2 separate regions of the Mus musculus genome follow, and region 1 is linked to region 2. The links are chromatin loops, found by intact Hi-C in ENCODE. Cell type or tissue: left cerebral cortex. All regions are shown on one strand. Each heading gives the region's core, and the rest is flanking DNA. Links, peaks and the distances in the headings are about the cores only.

Region 1 (9,042 bases), core at 742-8,741, 200 kb after region 2:
ACATTCTTCCACAGAAATCAAACTATACTATAAAAATAATCAAAAGAAAAGTTAAACTCAAAAAACCAAAAAAAGAAAGAAAGAAAGAAAGAAAGAAAGAAAGAAAGGAAGAAAGAAAGAAAGAAAGAAAGAAAGAAAGAAAGAAAGAAAGGAAGAAAGAAAGAAAAGTTAAAGTTCATTTGGTCTTATTAATACTAGTGTCATTTTGAAATTATTTTGCTTATATACTGAGATGAAGCAGTATTTCTTATGGTGGTCAAGATTTTCAGTGCAAAAGAAAAGATATAATTATAAAATCAAGTAGTTACTTAAAAACATGTCAAATCCATCTAGAGACTGCCATACCCAGGGATCCATCCCATAATCAGCCTCCAAACGCTGACACCATTGCATACACTAGCAAGATTTTGCTGAAAGGACACTGATATAGCTGTCTCTTGTGAAGCTATGCCAGGGCCTAGCAAACACAGAAGTGGATGCTCACAGTCAGCTATTGGATGGATCACAGGGCCCCCAATGGAGGAGCTAGAGAAAGCACCCAAGGAGCTAAAGGGAACTGCAACCCTGTAGGTGGAACAACAATATGAACTAACCAGTACCCCTGGAGCTCTTGTCTCTAGCTGCATATGTAGCAGAAGATGGCCTAGTCAGCCATCATTGGGAAGAGAGGCCCCTTGGTCTTGCAAACTTTATATGCCTCAGTACAGGGGAATGCCAGGGCCAAAAAGGGGGAGTGGGTGGATAGGAGAGTGTGTGTGTTGGGGGGGGGGGACCTGGGAGTCTTTTGGGATAGCATTTGAAATGTAAATGAAGAAAATACCTAATTAAAAAAAAGAAACCCGAAAAATATGTCAAATTAAAATTTTAAAATTTGATTTAATTGTATCTGATTAATTTTATGGAAAAAGAAAAACTATATATACTTATGATGTTACAATAAATGATAAAATATGTACATATTTCAGAGTGGACTAATTGGGCATAAGCATCCCCCATCCCCTCTCATACTTACTGCTAGTGTGGTGAGAACACGTGGTACTTGTCAAATAGTCAACACATCCCATTAGTTCTCAAAATGCCTTACTATCTGAATTTTCATTATTCAAATTTTTAACATAAAAATCAAGAACTAATTAGACCACTGAAAAGATCTATGAACTGTGTGATTACAATACCAGCAGACATTCCAAATGTTGGGATTTTGATGTCTAACCATTTCTAAGAAAAAGAGTCAATAGAGGAACTAAGGCTTGTTACCAAAGTGACTGAATGACATTTGGGACAAAGAAATTACAGGATAGGCCAGTACATCCTACCACACAAGGGAGCAAAGGCATGTTTAAAAACAACAGAGCTCCATCAGCCAATGAAGGAAGGAGTCAGCGGCAAAGGAACTGTTATCAGCTCACATTTTAATAAGCTTAGCAAAAAAAACCAACTGACCATAGAAATAAATAGTTTGATTGGCTGAAATATTCAATTCATGCAAGCCATTAATATATAAGGAAAATTTTCAAACAAGGGAAAAGTTCAATTGCCACCATTTAAAATGTCAACAAAATGAGCAAAGGCTCTGCACAATTGAGCCACCATAAATTAATTCCTTATGTTGAAACTGGGAATTAATGGTTACAAATTCTATAGCAAAGCTATTTCTGATAATACTATCTTGCAGAGTACCAAATGGTCCCCAAATGAAGAAGAGCTCTTAACTAAAAGTCAGTCAGCGCAGAAAGATGATTGCGTTAGAAAAATGATAGTTCTGAAAGTCCCTGATTCTGACAAGAGTTATTAATGGTATTTAAAAACACCAGGAAAAAAATATAAAAAAAATCTTGATATCACAACCTACACTATTGTCTCTAATGTCATGCTTTACAGGAAAGCAGTGGGCTCTCATTACCTTAATCTACTATTACAAATGGTCGAGTAGGCAGGGCACATATGCCCTCTCAGGTATACAATGTAAAAACACAAAAACAAAAAACACACAAAAAAAAACATATATCGCCTTGTTTGGAACAAGCAAAAGAAACTTATTCTAAGTCCTACCTTTTCGTTTTCAGACTCCATTTAATGATAGAGAGAAACTAAATTCAAGGTCTCAGGCCCTAGGGCAGCTGGGGATTTGCCTATAGCTGAACAGCTTCTATTGTAAACAGTTGTCTGTGTAAACACATCTCAGGGACAACTTGTAAGGAGACAGTTGTGAGTCCAGCTATCTCAAAGACAACTTCTCTATCTTCCTGGAAGGATCAAACTAAGTTCATGTTCCCAAGCCAGGAACCAGCTCCTATCACCATTGATGGAAACTCCCTACTCAACCCCTTATGTCAAAATATGATGGGAACAATGCTACCACCCACCCAGCTCCCCATCTCTCTATGGTTTCATCCTTTAAATATGCTGTGCAATGTTCCTTCAGGGTAGCAGTTTAGCTCCCTAGTCTGTCCTGTGGCCCTGATCAATCAGTAGCAGCTTGATTACAATAAATTGTTGTCATCTGCCTTGACCTGGTGTTTGAGTTCTGTTGGATTTAAGTGGATCTGCAACAGTCTATGATTCATTCTTGCCAAAATTGTTCCATTTTTTATTTTAATCCTGACTTTAGATTACCCCAAAGGAGGACATACAAAGGTAGCAGAGTAAAGGGAAGTCCCCATAAGACAACTGGACAAATCCGAGGATGGGACATGTTACAAGACAACACATGGCCAGAGGACTGCTTTAGACTAGGTAAGTGTTAAGGAACACAATAACCAGAGACAATGCAATCCACGATTGACCCCAGTTTGAACAAATAAGCTGCAAGTGATAAACTGAAGTGATTGAGTTAATTTTAATATGGACAAGAAATTTAATGATGCTAAATACTTTCTAGAAGTAACCATGTTATTTCTGGCTACATAAGAAAATGTTTTCATTTTTTACCAGTGTACCCTGAACAGTTTAAGAGACAGACTATACTGCTAACTATCATCTTGGAATTACTCTAACATGAACAAAGTGAATTTATGTGAATTGAAGTTGTATCTACACTAAAAAAAACAACAACATACAAAAAGTGCTGGGACTTTACAAAATAGCCAAACCATGTCAAAAGTAAAAAAGAATAAATTAAACATGGAGAAGTTTGGATATATTTTTAAGGCTTTTTCTTTTAACCTTTTGAGATTGTGAACTACCATTTAAATATAGCTATCAAACCTCTTACAGTGGTAACATTCACCCATAACTTCAGGAGAGAACTACCCTGGAGCCTTTAGGATGGTGAAGGCTGAGACGTCAGCGATTCGAAAGGACAGTATAAAGAGTGACATGCCGGGTCTGGAGCACACTAGATCCTGTGAGGGAAAAGAAGCTTTTCAATTAAAATTACTTCTGCCTCTGCCTCCCAAGTGCTGGGATTAGAGGTGTGCACTACCACTGTCTAACTTTCAAGAATTATTATTACAGTGTCAACAGCTTTTGCTGTTGTTTGTTTGTTTTTCGAGACAGGGTTTCTCTGTATAGCTCTGGCTGTCCTGGCACTCACTTTGTAGACCAGGCTGGCCTTGAACTCAGAAATCCGCCTGCCTCTGCCTCCCAAGTGCTGGGATTAAAGGCGTGTGCCACCACGCTCGGCTGCCTGGCTTTTTATTTTATTTTATTTTTTAGGACTTCCCTAACCCTTAAGCCAGAAATATGTTGTGAAATAAATGTCCTTTGCACAACACAAATTTCCAGCATCCCCCTGGCACTTTCCCATCATCCAGAACATCAACTGCAGCTACAGAACTGAGTGTTCAGTAGCCGGTGATCTTACACACACAGGATCAATGTGCCCTCTGCTGTCCAGACTGAGACAGACATTTCCAAGGCCTCCAGTGGGGACTTTAGAAATCACAGCATGAAAGAAGGGACTGCAGAAGCCAACCTTATCTGCTTGCTCCAAAGGGCAAAGAGCAAAGTAGGTGATAGTGCCCCCAAGGCCTCAAAGGCATGACCTGGAAAAGGAAGCACATTTCTGATCACGCACAGCAGTTCTTTCTAAAATAGAGAGAAAGAAAGAGAGGAAGGAAGGAAAGGATGGAGTGAGGAAGACTCAAAAGATGCTTCCTGTTTCAATTCGTCAAGTGGAAACATGGAAAGGATTTGTGGGCAAGGAGGGAAAGACAGAGAGAAGACATCTTCTAAATAAACTCCAGAGAGGCAAAGATACATGCTTGCATTTTGTAACTGCTCCAGAATGAAGCATATATCCAGAAGTAATACAAAATCTATTAAGCACAATGAGTGGCAATTTGGGGCAATGAGGATGGGGAAGAATACAGAGCTCCTGCTGCGTGCTATCAACCACCCGGCCATCTCCAGTCACCTGCAATATTTTCATAACGTGTTCTGATAGGAGGATGACCCTCAGAGAAGTCACATAGTTTCCCAAATAACATGACTAACAGTTAGAAATCAAACACAATTCTTTGTACATGCTGTGATAAACACTGCTTCCCATCCCTGCTTCTGACATGCACTATCTCTCTGCTATTTTCATAGCATACAGGTAGTTATGGATAGGGTGACAAGCTTTCCCCCTCACCAGGGGCCACTCAAGAATCTTCCTCTAAAATCTGTGGGTACAACCATAAGCCGTTTACTAAATCACGTTCCAAAACCCAGGGAATGCTGGTCCTTGTGCTGACCTTGATGGCCATTTCTACAGCGTCACATTTAGCTCAATTAAGTCAACAGATTAAGACAAAAACAAAAGCAAAATCACACGTTCTCAACAGCCTTTCATTTTAGAAACTCACCATATGGTAGTCTTATTTAGGCACTCAGTTATACAATAATTGAAGCCAGAAATTGTGTTAAGGATATAAAAGGCATCCTTGGAGATAAACATGACTGGGGGCGGGGGTGGGGGGAGAGAAGGAGATAAACCAGACTCATACTTCCAATGAGTCAATATGCCTTAGGGAGGCTCTCGTGGCAACCCTAATCCAGAGATGGGAACATGAAGACCTTCTCGCTCTACTCAGATGTGCATGCTGCAGATGTGTTTAGAGATTATGGTACTGCATTCTGTTAGCTTCTCAAATAGGATGTGACAAAGCACATTTGATTCCTGAAGGAAAGGACATCTCTAAATCAAAAGGACACAAGCTCTCAAATTAAGAGCTAAAATTGAGCCCGGCATAGTGGCGCACTCCTTTAATCCCAGCACTCGGGAGGCAGAGGCAGGCGGATTTCTGAGTTCAAGGCCAGCCTGGTCTACAGAGTGAGTTCCAGGACAGCCAGGGCTATACAGAGAAACCCTGTCTCAAAAAACCAAAAAAAAAAAAAAAAGAGCTAAAATTGAGAATGGCCATGGAATGTAAGGAGGGTCCTGTGGCCATAGGGGAGAAGCCTGTGTGTCTGGAGTCAGTCCTTCTAACCTACAGGCTCTGGTGGCCCCAGGGCTAGGACAAGAATGGAAGGTAATGATGGTGTGTCTTATGGATCAAACCATTGGGAGTGACTTCCTGTTTATCTTCACTTTATTGCATCAAAGCGGCTCAAAACCTGCTTGAACACTGCATGTATTTGTCTCCACAGAAGGAAGACAGGGAGCAAAGGAGACTGGATTTAACTGAAAGAATTAAGAGGCAATGCTTTTTCTGGGTGACAAGGTAGTGACAGCAGAGAAATGCTGATGAGAGGAAGAGGAATTTTACACACAGGAATTATTCTCTCCCCCACCCCCCACTTTACTGCCAATCACCGAGGTCTGGCTTGCACCCTTTGTTTTGGTGTCAGGACTGAGCCTAAAACTTTATGCTTGGTTAGCACACACTACTACAACACAACAAACAAACAACAACAACAAAATGAACAAAGCTACATCCGAAAGTCTACAGGACAGATGGTGGGCGTTTCCTAAGCTATTCTTCAAATATAACACCTTTCTATGCAATGACACCCTATTTATTTTTCAAGGGATTTTTTTTCTTAATTGTATGTATGTTTGTCTGAATGTATGTCTGTATACAATGTGAGTACAGTGTCTAGGGATGCAGCCCCTCAGGACTGGAGTGTTTAGATCATGAAGTCTGAGTAACCTTGTGGGTGCTGAGATTTGAACTTGGGTCCTCTAGAAGAGCAGGTAGTGTTCTTAACCACTGAGCCACCTCTGCAATGCAGTAACACCTTAGTCTTGACACATTTTTGTCTATATTAAGCAGGAGAGACACCGAAGTCCCTTCCTTCTATACTATGTTTTATAAAAATAGTATATTTATTTTTAAAAAAGAGATTCATAGAAATACAATATCATGGTGAGACAAAAACAGCAAGGAAAAGGAAAACAAAGACAGTGGTCCACAACATGAGTGCTCCTTTACAAAGTGCGATGCTGTTTTTGTGCTCGCTCACCTGTTAGTTTGAAAGATGAAAGAACTAGAGAGCATTTTGCTTCCACACCACTTTGGTAACTCAGAATGGCAGTAGCTACCACAATACCATTGTACAAGGCAGGTTCTTTATAAGTAATAAGATGCACTTCTAAAGCAATAGCTCAGCATGCGTCTAAGTATGAAGTTCTTTTACTAACTGTACAACTCTGTTTAAGAACAAATTAAACTATGAGCTTTCCTTTTATTTGTTTTTTAAATGCTGAGGGCATTATTTTTATTTTTAATATTTGTATTTGTGTGTGTGTGAGAGAGAGAGAGATTGATTCTGCAGTTGATATGAAAACAGTCAACCGAACTCCAAATAGAACATGACCCAAAACAATGGAAACAGACTGCACAGTTCTCAAGATCTAATTTGTGCAGACAGCTTTACTGCATTGTCTAAAGCTAGACACAGTAGTTAAGACTTTTGTATAAAGAGGCTATGATAGAGGATGGTAGGCAAGACCGTTACTATCATCACTCCTGAGTGCCATGCAGTGGGAAATACCCAAGCTACATACATGACTTCACCACCACATACAAATGCAGGCACTATTCACGGGCTAGAAACAGGGATTTAACAAGACAGGAACTTTTGTCTGCCCAGTGCTAAGTCACCAATAAATTTAACAATATATGACCAGTAAGTGGGTAGAAGATGAATTCCTCCATTTATTGCACAGCATTTTAACCTGTATTGGAAGATATTCCATTCTGAAGGGTAAATTTCTTTCCAGGGCCCACACACACAGCATACAAGCATTTCAAAGGCAGCCCAAAACAGTACATGATGCCAAGCAAGAATTGAAGTTTATATTTCCTGTTTTATTAAATATAAAATGACATATTACTGTTCATCTTCCTTTATAATCTCGTTTTTAAAAGTTATTTATTTTTTAATATACAGAAGTGCTCTGTCTGCATGTACATCTACATGCCACAAGAGGGCCTCAGATCCCTTTATAGATGGTCGTGAGCCACCATGTGGATGCTGGGAATTGGACTCAGAATCTCTGGAAGAGCAGCCAGCATTCTTAACGATTGAGCTATCAAACCTTTATAATCTCTTGTTCTAAATGTTCCTATATATGTTCTCCTGATACCATTATTATAATTCTATGCCATGCCACATTTCAGAACTGGAGGCTAGAATCTACTGTAGTGAAAGCAGATGAAGACAACCCCAAAATCCTAAAACATGAAAACCAACCACACATTTTGCACAGAGGTGACATATGTAACTTACAATCCACTCTTGCATTCTACTATTCCTTCAGCCCTGGGGCTGTAGTCACTTCCTAAATCTCCATCCAAACAATCCAGTTATACTTCTCATATAATCTAAACTGTTTACACCCTAGTTCAATTAATATCCCCCTTTAAATATAATACCCAAGCCTAAATTGCTCACATAGCATATAGTTTGACAAATCATTTGCTCACTGTTCACTGAAAGTACAGAACTAGGGAAATACTTATAGACATAAGTTCACTAACACAGACTGACTTAAGAGAATCAGGGAAGCTGGACTGGATTAAGTACCATCCCCTTGAAAGACGCACATCTTCCTTGACCTCTACGGGACCTTGTTTGGAAACTGGATCACTGCAGATATAAGTAGCGGGACTGAGGTCTTGATGGGGTAAAAAAAAAAAATTTTTTTTTTTTTGGTTCTGTTTTGTTTTGTTTTTCGAGACACGGTTTCTCTGTATAGCCCTGGCTGTCCTGGAACTCACTTTGTAGACCAGGATGGCCTTGAACTCAGAAATCCACTTGCCTCTTATAGAGAAGAAATGGACACAAGCACAAAATGAATGCAGTGTGCCGACGTAGACAAAAAGGAGATGGCTATATGGCAGTGGAACAGAGCCAAACAGCTGCAAACCATGAAATATCAAGGATTACCAATGAACCCCAGCAGCCAGAAGAGGGGCATGGAAAAAAAAAACAAAACAAAAACAAAACTCCTCTCCCTTTGAGCCCCTGAGGTGAATTGATTGAAAATGGTCCCTGTAGGCTCCTGTTTGAATACTTGATCCCCAGTTGGTGGAACTATTTGGGAAGATTGGATGGTGTAGCCTTGGAGGAGGTGTGTTACCAGGGTGGGTTTGATGTTTCAAAAGACTGGAGTCATTACCAATGTGCATCTCTCTCTACCTGCTTGCAAATCGAGATGTGAGTTCTATGCTGTTCCTGCCACCATGCCTTTGTTCCACCATCAAGGACTCTCAGCCTCTGAAACCATAAGCCCAAATGAAACCCTTTCTTTTATAAGAACTTTGTGTCTTTGTGTCTTATCACAAAAATAGAAATGTAACTAAGATAGCCCCCAACAAGGGCCTAATCCTGCCCACATCTTGTTTGGACTTGTAACCTCCAGAAGTGAAAAGTTGTTTTCACTTCCGGGCTTATAGTTCTTTGCTCCAAAAGCCAATTTTCATAACCATCAGTAGTGTAAAATGCCACTACCTTTGCCAGCATTTTGTGTTTTCTTGGTGACAGCCATTCTGAGATGCAGGCTTCATGTTATTTTGATCTGCATTTTCATAATGACTAAGGAAGTTGAACATATTTTTATTTATTTATTGGTCATTCATGTTCCTTCCTTTAAAAACTGTAGCTCTAGTC
Region 2 (9,042 bases), core at 653-8,652:
ATTTGTATAAAAGAGGGCTACTGATTTTTTTTTTAGTTAATTTTGTATCCAACCATTTTGCTGAAGGTGTTTATCAACTGTAGGAGTCCTCTGGCAGAATTTTTGGAGTCACTTATGTATGCTATCTTATCATCTGTAATACTTTGACTTTTTCTTTTCCAATTTCTATCCCCTCGATCTCCTTTAGTTTCCTCATTCCTTTGGCTAGAATTTCAAGTATTATATTGAGTAGATAGGGAGAGAGTGGGCAGCCTTGTCCCTGATTTTAGTAGAATTTCTTGAAGGTTCTCTACATTTAGTTTGATGTTGGCTACTGGCTTGCTGTATATTGCTTTGATTATGCTTATGTATGTGCTTTGTATCTTTGATCTCTCTAATGCTTTTAACATGAAGGTGTGTTGGATTTTGTCAAAGGCTTTTTTAGCCTCTAATGATCATATGATTTTTTTTTCAGTTTGTTTATATAATGGATTATGTTGATGGATTTTTGTATATTGAACCATCCCTCCATCCCTAGGATGAAGTCAACTTGATCATGGTGGAGGATGTCTTTGATGTGTTCCTGGATTTTGTTTGTGAGTATTTTATTGAGTTTTTTGCATAAAGATTCATAAGAAAAGGAAGTCTGAAGTTCTTTTCATTTGTTGAGTCTTTGTGTCTTATAGGTATCCGGGTGATTACAGCTTCATAGAATGAGTTTGGCAATGTTCCTCCTGATTCTATTTTGTGGAATAGTTTGAGGAGTATTGATATTAGCTCTTTTTTGAAAATGTGGTAGAATTCTCCACTAAAAACACTTGGCCCTGGGCTTTCTTTTAGTTGGGAGACTTTTAATGACTGCTTCTATTTCCTTAGGGATTTTAGGGCTGTTTAAATGGTTTATCTGATCTTGATTTAACTTTGGGTAAGTGGTATCTGTCTAGAAAATAGTCCATTTAGTTAAGATTTTCAAATTTTGTAGCATGCAGGCTTTTGAAGTAGGACCTAATGATTCTTTGAATTCCCTCAGGGTATATTCTTATGTCTCCCTTTTCATTTCTGATTTTGTTTATTTGGATTCTGTCTTTCTGTCTTTTGGTTAGTTTGGCTAAGGATTTGTCTATCTTATTAATTTTCTCAAGAAAACAGCTCTTGGGTTACTTAATTCTTTGTATTGTTTTTTGTTTGTCTCTAATTTATTGATTTCAGCCCTGGGTTTGATTATTCCCTTCCATCTACTCCTTTTAAGTGTGTTTGTTTCTTTTTGTTCTAGAGCTTTCAGGTGTGCTGTTAAATTGCTAGTATGAGATCTCTCCAATTCCTTTATGAAGGTACTTAGAGCTATGAACTTTCATCTTAGCAGTGCTTTCATTGTGTCCCATAAGTTTAGGAATATTAAACCTTCATTTTCATTTGAATTCTAGAAATTCTTTAATTTATTTCCTCCCATCAGGACAGTGGTCATTCAGTAGAAAGTTGTTTAGTTTTCATGAGTTTGTGAGCTGTTATTTTTATTGTTATTGAATTCTGGCTTTAATCTATGGTAGTCTGATAAGATACACAATGTTAGTTCAATGTTGTTACATCTTTTGAGGCTTGCTTTGTGGCTGAGAATATGGTCAATATTTGAAAAGGTTCTATGGGGTGCTAAGAAGGTATGTTCTTTTGTGCTTGAGTGAAATGTTCTATAGATATCTGTTAGTCCCATTTGATTCATAATCTCTGTTAATTTCATTATTTCTCTGTTTAGTTTTGGTCTCAATGACTTGAACATCAGTGAGAGCCTTTGGGTATTGAAGTCTCCCCCTATTAACATTTGGGGTTCAATGTGCGATTTAAGCTTTAATAATGTTTCTTTTTACAGATATGGCTGCTCTTGCATTTGGGGCACAGATTTCAGAATTGAAGCATTATCTTGGTGAATTTTTTCCTTTAATGAAAATGTGTCCTTTTCCATCTCGTTTGATTAAAATTCATTAAATGTCTATTTTATCAGATATTAGAATGGCTATTCCTGCTTGCTTCTTAGGTTGGTTTGCTTTAAAAAAAATTCCAGTTCTTCATTCTGAGATAATGTCTATTTTTCTTGCTGAGGTGTGTTTCTTGTATGTAGCAAAATGAAGGATGATGTTTTCTCATCCATTCTCATCATTAGTCTGTGTATTTTTATTGGGGAATTGAGTTCGTTAATATTGAGAGATATTAAATGACCAGCATTTTGCTCATGTGAGGTTATTTATTTCCTATGTTTTCTTGCATGTAGTTACCCTCCTTCAGTTGGATTTTCCTTATAGTTTCTGTGGGGCTAAATTTGTGTCTAGATATTGTTTAAATTTGGTTTTATTATGAATTATCTTGTTTTCTTCACCTATGGTGATTGAAAATTTTGTTTGGTATTGTAATCTGGGATGACATGTTTTTGGTGTCTTAGAGTCTGCAAGATATCAACTCAGACCCTTCTGACTTTTACAGTACCTGCTAAGAAGTAAGGTGTAATTTTGATAGGTCTGCTACTATATGTTATTTGGCCTTTTTCCCTTGCAACTTTTAATATTCTTTCCTCAATATGCACATTTAGAGCTTTTATTATTATGTAGTAGGAGGAATTTCTTTCCTGGTCCAATCTATTTAGTGTTTTGTAATATATATGAAAAACCTTCTCCTATGATTTTATTGAAAATATTTTCTAGGCCTTGTATCTGGGAATCTTCTCCTTCTATTCCTATTATTCTTAGGCTTGGTCTTTTCATAGTGTCCCAGATTTCTTGGATGCTTTATGCCATGAACTTTTTAGATTTAGCATTTTCTTTGATAGATGTATTAATTTCTTCCATCATATCTTCTATGCTAGAGATTTTCTTTTCCATCTCTTGTATTTTTGTTGTTGTTGTTGTTGTTGTTGTTGTTTTACTGTAGTTTCTGTTCTCTTCACTAGGTTTTTCATCTCCAGGATTCCCTCATTTTTGTTTTCTTCATTGCTTCTATTTCTATTTTTAGTTCTTGAGCAATTTTATGCATTTCCTTCAACTGTTTGATTGTATTTTCCTGTATTTCTTTAACTTAATCATTTCCTTTTTTGAGGCTTCTATCTTTACAAGATTAGATTTAAGGTCCTCTTCTTGTGTGTCTGCTGAGGTAGGACATCCAGGACTTGCTGTGACAAATCCACAGGATTTAAGACTTTCTTTTGTACATTTCATACACAAATAACTATTAGAACACAATGCTAGAAGATGACACAAATACACCCAAACATACATCAACCCAAGATCTCAGAAACGTCCGTGGAACTGAGGGTCCCTGAAAACAGTACACTGTTGCTTCGTGGAAGTCTCTTTTTGACCCCCACTTTTAACTTAATCAGCACTGGTTCAGGCAACTCTAGCTGCTGTAACAAATAAACACAAAAGACATGATAGGTCGAAGCCTATAGATTCTTGGTATCTTTAAAGTCCAAAGTATTCTTCCCTGGCAGGCAGCTCTCATCTAAGAAGTTGGAGACTGTGATTGTTGCCTTTATATTGCTGTGACCTCAATAACTGAGAAACAGACTCAGAGAGGAAAGATTGGTTTTGGCTCTCTGTTCCAATGGAGTCGTTCATTACAAGTGGGGAAGGCAAGGCAGTGAGAGCATGTGTTATGCCCCGACTCTGCAGGAAACCCAGGAGAACTCAGGAAGTGCAGAGTCTGCTGCAGGTGGGCATGGAAGTCTTTTTATCGAAAATGAGTCAGACTCGGATCGCAAACCTTCCCACAGTGCAGGATAGAGTGTGCCCCCAAGCTCGGGTGTCTTAACACTTATATATGGTGTAGTTAGAAATTCCTTGAATGCTTAGGGTGAAGGGGAGGGAAGGCGGGTGAGGTAAGTCATAACTCAGACAGGATACCATTTGGTAGGGTGGAACTGTGAAACTGAGAGGGGGATTAAAGATTGTCTTTTGGGGGGCTATCAGGAACTAGTTCTCCCCACCACCTTTGTTTTTGTTTTGTTTTGTTTTGTTTTTTGCTTTTTTAATTTGGTTTTTGGTTTTTCGAGACAGGGTTTCTTTGTATAGCCCTGGCTGTCCTGGAACTCACTTTGTAGACCAGGCAGCTGGCCATAACTATCTGTGACCTCTGATTACCTCTTTTCTATGATTTAAGCATGAGACCCTAATCTCCTTTCTTCAAGGATAGGCACCAGCTGCAGCTGATTATCTAGGAGAATGCAAGCCTTGATGCCACTGAAACTGAGGAGATTTTGTCATTTGTCTTACTTAGGTTGGCACCCATGGCTCCTTGAGTCCTCTCTGAGCGGCCAGATGTGGAAAGAACCCCCACGTTTGCTGCAAGGCTGGAGAAGGGGCAGAGGTGGGCAAAAGCAGAGCTTCTGAGGGAAAGCACAGAGGCTAACCTCGGAAGCAAACCTCACCACGCTTGCTGGGGGAGAGCCTAAGGGGTAGTGGGACTTCTGCAGGACAGTGCAGAAACAAGCCACCTCTGCACTTCACAAGCAACAAAAAGAAACCAAAGAAGGAAAGATGGGGGTCCAGACCATCGTTTATTTTAATCGTCCAAGCCCCACTCATAGTGGCTTACTTCTTTCAGCTATTCCCTGCCTCCTAAAAGCTCCATGACATCCCAAAATAGTGTCAACCAGCAAGGAGCTCAACCACTCAAAATATGAGTCTGTGGGGAGATATTTTAAATGCAAACAAGAAAACGAATACCTCCCACCTTGTGGCTCCAACTTTTAGACATGAATTCTATGCCTGCTGTAAAAACCACAGAAGAAAGAGCCTGGTGGGTGGGAAGAAGCAGAGCTGTATGTTGTCCAGACCTGCAGTGCAAGTGTCGCCCCCACTCATTTGTCACCTCAACTAGGATACACCAACGTGGTCCCGCACAAACCAGGGTCTCGGGAGGCCGAGATCCGAAGACTGAGATTAAAAGAAGAGAATTTGGACAACTGCATCAATCCTTGCTTAGTGGTTTCCAGGGAAAAAATTTATTTAGCAACTAAAGGGAAAAAAAAAAAAAAAGCAATCACAAAACAAACATGCAACATGTGTGTCTTATCCAAACCAAGACACCAGAGACTAGATGGAGTCATTTTCTTGCGAGACCACAAGGTGGCTCTGTAGGGCTTCAGAGTCTCGAGGTTTTGCTCAGCGGTCCTTTGCAGTGAAGCAAGATTAAAAGGATTTTCCAGTGGTCTAAGCAAAGATATAAACGGCCCTATTCTTCTAAACCTGGCTCAAAGAATTGATCTGGGCCTGCCTCCACCTCGAGGAGATTAATAACTGGAAAAAAAGAGAAGTCAGTGAGGTTAAGCTGAGCATGGAGGTGTCCGCTGAGAGCAGCCCCTGTGTGTGGAAAGTCTGGCCGCACCTCCAGCTCTGCCCTAGAGTGCTCAGTGGCGCATAGCCTTTTGCTACCTCTGTTTCATTTCCTGTGGAATGGATGCATAAGGCTACTTAAATTTAATGCGTTTCTCCAGCTTCTCCAGGTGTTTTCACAAGCATCCTCTGCTCTAGGATAAATAAAATAAAATAGAGGTGGAGGATCCAGAGGGTAAGACAGTAAGCAGGCACTCCAGTGTGCCTCTGCAAGAAACGTATGGGCGGAACACTAGTGTTAGTGCTGTGTTCTCCAAGTGGTTCAGCTACAGAAGACAGGGGATGAGCTAAGGGCTCTTTGTCCAGCATTCTCACATTGTGTTAATGAAACACACAGAGAGAACTGAAAATAGGATTCTTATTCCCAAGATGGGATCTAGCTCTAAACTTCTACCTCAGCTATTGCAAATCAAAAGTACACTCATGGAGAGCTGAAGAGAGGGCTCAGGTGCTCTTCCAGGAGACCTGAATTTGATTCCCGGCACTTATATGTTAGCTCTCAACTATTTGTAACTCCAGCTCCAGAAGACCTGGCCCCATCTTCTCACCTCAGCTGGCAATGAATGGACGCAAAACACTCAGACACAAAATAAAATAAAATAAAATAAAATAAAATAAAATAAAATAAATCTAAAACCGGATTTTAAAATCACTCAGAAGAAATGCACAGTCATATAGTTAGGTGTGGCTAATTAGGCAATAGCATGCAAATCTCTTTTTTCCATTAATTTATTAATTCACTTTACATACCAATCACAGTCCCCTCCCTTCCTCCCAGTCCTTCCCCCTCACACAACCCCTCCCCTGTCCCCTATCTCCAATCCTCCATCCCTCTTCGCCTTCACCTCTGAGAAGAGAGAAATCTCTCCTGGGGAGCCAGCTCATCTGGATACCTCAAGTCAGACAGCGTTAGAGTATATCCTCTCCCACTGAGTCCAGACAAGACCGCCCAGTTAGGGGAGCAGGATCTGCAGGCAGACAACAGAGTCGGGGGAAGACCTCAGTTCTATGTTGGGGGACTCATAGGATGCAAATCTTTGGCTTCAGACAAAGTAGAAATAAATTCACAGTTAAAATGTATCTTTAGGTCTGGAAATAGAACCTGATGGTAGAGTGCTTGCTTGGCACATGTAAGGCCCTAAGTGCCCCAAAAGCAGGCAGGGTGGCGACGGTAGAGGGTAGAGGGTAGAGGGGGGAGCGGGTGTATTTTATTCCCTATGTGATTTCCAGATCCTGTGATATTTACCAATGCCTTGCACGTAACATAAGCAGACCGCGTTAGAAGCTAGAAGTAATACCAGATCTTGGGGGCCTATTCTTCGCCTAATGCTTAACAATAACTCTACATATATGATTTTTTTTTTCATCCTCACACTGATCCTGAAATCAGGGAACAGTTTAACACCTCCTTCCAGGTGATACTTGACAGAGTTAGAAATTCTGCAAAGTGGCATCAGCAGGGAAGAGCAGAAACTGAGCCCGGCAGTGGTCCACTGCAGTGTGGCCGCACACGTTTGTACACAGATACCACAGCTGCTGCTGCTACTAAGTTACTTCCCACTGCTGTCTAAACTCACTCTGCACTTGGTGTGTGGCAACCTACAGGCTGATAGGGGAGCCCTCTCTGCACAGACTCTCAGAGAGGATAATAATTGAAGCCGTGCTGCCTCACTTCCTGTTTCCTCCCCACCATTGTGCGGACAAGAATGGCTTTTCTTACAATGTTCTGGCAGCTACCCATGACCGGGGTCTGTGCCAATACGATTCAGATTCCATCTGTGTTCTGGGCTAGTGTTCAAACGTGTCCTGAGTCTCTCTGGGCCACTTTATTCCTCCCGCACTGCTTTGAAATCCTGTCGTTAAGGATAGAATTAAGAGATCGAATTCTGAGCAGCACTGGGCACCCAGAACTTGGAAGCCCTGAGACTCCAAGCATAAAGCTGACCACCCAGAATCCAGTCCTGGGGGGGGGGGGCTGCTCGCTCCAAAGGGGCCAGACAGAGACTTCTAGCTTGCTGGGAGGGGTGCCTCATTCCTGCCCAACAGCCCCAGCCCTTTGTGTGGGCTTTGTTTTGTCTTCTAGGGCAAAAGCTCATCCCTCTGCCACTCCTTTACAAGCCAGCTCATCTGAAGGGACCAGTTAGTCACGGATTCCAAGTCATTAAGGAGAGACAGCACGTTTTAGTAGCAGAGCTTCCCTCGGACTTTTAAATCCTAAAAGGACTACCACATGGCATCTAGTTCTTCCTCCCTGGATGCGGTGGGGAGGGACTGGGAAGTTCAAGACTCTTTTTGAGCTTTCTGATCGAGCCTCTTTGGACATCGGCAGCACTCATAATACTCACTGTTCAAAGCTGATCTTTATAGAACACTGGGCACTTGGTCTGTGGAACTAAGGCAGTTCCAATTCACTGTGGTGTCATCATTGTCATTTGACAGAACATGGAGTTCTAGTCTAGTCTAGCTATGCCCAAGGACGTACCTCTGTGGAATCCGGTGGTTACAGGATAGCTAGTGAGGAAACAGAAATATCATGAGATAGCTTTTAAAGGCGTCTCCCTCATCTCCAGAGACCTGTGCTGGTTAGCACTCAATTTTCAACATGACTGGCTAGACATCTACATCAACATTCAGATCCTGTACTGGCTATTTTTGTGTCAACTTGACACAGCTGGAGTTATCACAGAGAAAGGAGCTGAGGAAATGCCTCCATGAGATCCAACTGTAAGGCATTTTCTCAATTAGTGATCAAGGGGGAAAGGCCCCTTGTGGGTGGGACCATCTCTGGGCTGGTAGTCTTGGTTCTATAAGAGAGCAGGCTGAGCAAGCCAGGGGAAGCAAGCCAATAAAGAACATCCCTCCATGGTTTGTGCATCAGCTCCTACTTTCTGACCTGCTTGAGTTCCAGTCCTGACTTCCTTTGATGATGAACAGCAGTATGGAAGTGTAAGCTGAATAAACCCTTTCCTCCCCAGCTTGCTTCTTGGTCATGATGTTTGTGCAGGAATAGAAACCCTGACTAAGGCAGATCCCTTTACCAGAGTAGCTACACACACACACACACACACACACACACACACACACACACACACACACACCAGTAGAGGACTCAGTAATAATCGATGACAGGCTCAGGCTCTGGTTGTCAGAAACAGGAAGTAAAGTGCAATGACCTAGGACCAAGGAACCTGGTAACCCAGGGAAAAGATTTAAGAGAAAAATCAGATGACACAATTAGACCCTAGAAATAAAGAAGACTACTAGGGGTTCTGGGTCTTTGTTGTGTCAGGTTCCAGAATCTATCCTGGCCCAATACACCTTAGGTATGGAGGCAGACTGTTTGCCCACAGGACATGCAGACCCTCTTAGCAAAGAAAGTCGCAGCATTAGCAGGTTGCTTTGCTGGGTATGGCAAGTTTACCAAGATGATTCACTGGCCACCACTAGCTGTGGAATTACTTTTCATGATTTCTATGAAACTACTATTTAAGAGGCTGTTTCTTGGGTAACTAAGGCTGTTTCTTGGGTAACTAAGGCGAGAGTTAGGAAACAGATATCATGTGGCTTTAAACAGAGCCTCCCTCATCTCCAGAATCCCGTGCTGGTTAATGCTCAGTTTTCAGCAGAACTGGTCAGACATTTGTAAGAACTATATTTCCCATTCTGAGAAACTTGGCAAGCAGAA

The links. Hi-C counts contacts between places; a loop is a spot of excess contacts. Peaks named below come from ENCODE experiments on the same cell type or tissue, not always from the same donor. Only the 100,000 strongest peaks of a DNase experiment are listed, where the experiment ranks them.
Region 1: a loop joins it to region 2, with 4 times the contacts of the local background. A loop is called at or near these places in 10 of 42 quality-filtered maps.

The regions. Positions count from the first base shown.
Region 1 is chr7:92,892,036-92,901,077 of GRCm38, reverse strand. All of the region lies in intron 1 of Prcp (prolylcarboxypeptidase (angiotensinase C)), which reads right to left. Among named protein-coding and RNA genes, the nearest start is that of Gm40448, 19 kb to the right of the region's middle. In left cerebral cortex, for the core only: CTCF peaks have their summits at 3,836 (motif pointing left) and 7,357 (motif pointing right); DNase peaks (open chromatin) are centred at 3,829 and 4,777; H3K27ac peaks cover 1,053 bases.
Region 2 is chr7:93,091,886-93,100,927 of GRCm38, reverse strand. No RefSeq gene overlaps it. Among named protein-coding and RNA genes, the nearest start is that of Fam181b, 17 kb to the right of the region's middle. In left cerebral cortex, for the core only: a CTCF peak has its summit at 5,085 (motif pointing right); DNase peaks (open chromatin) are centred at 4,750, 5,102 and 7,105; H3K27ac peaks cover 259 bases.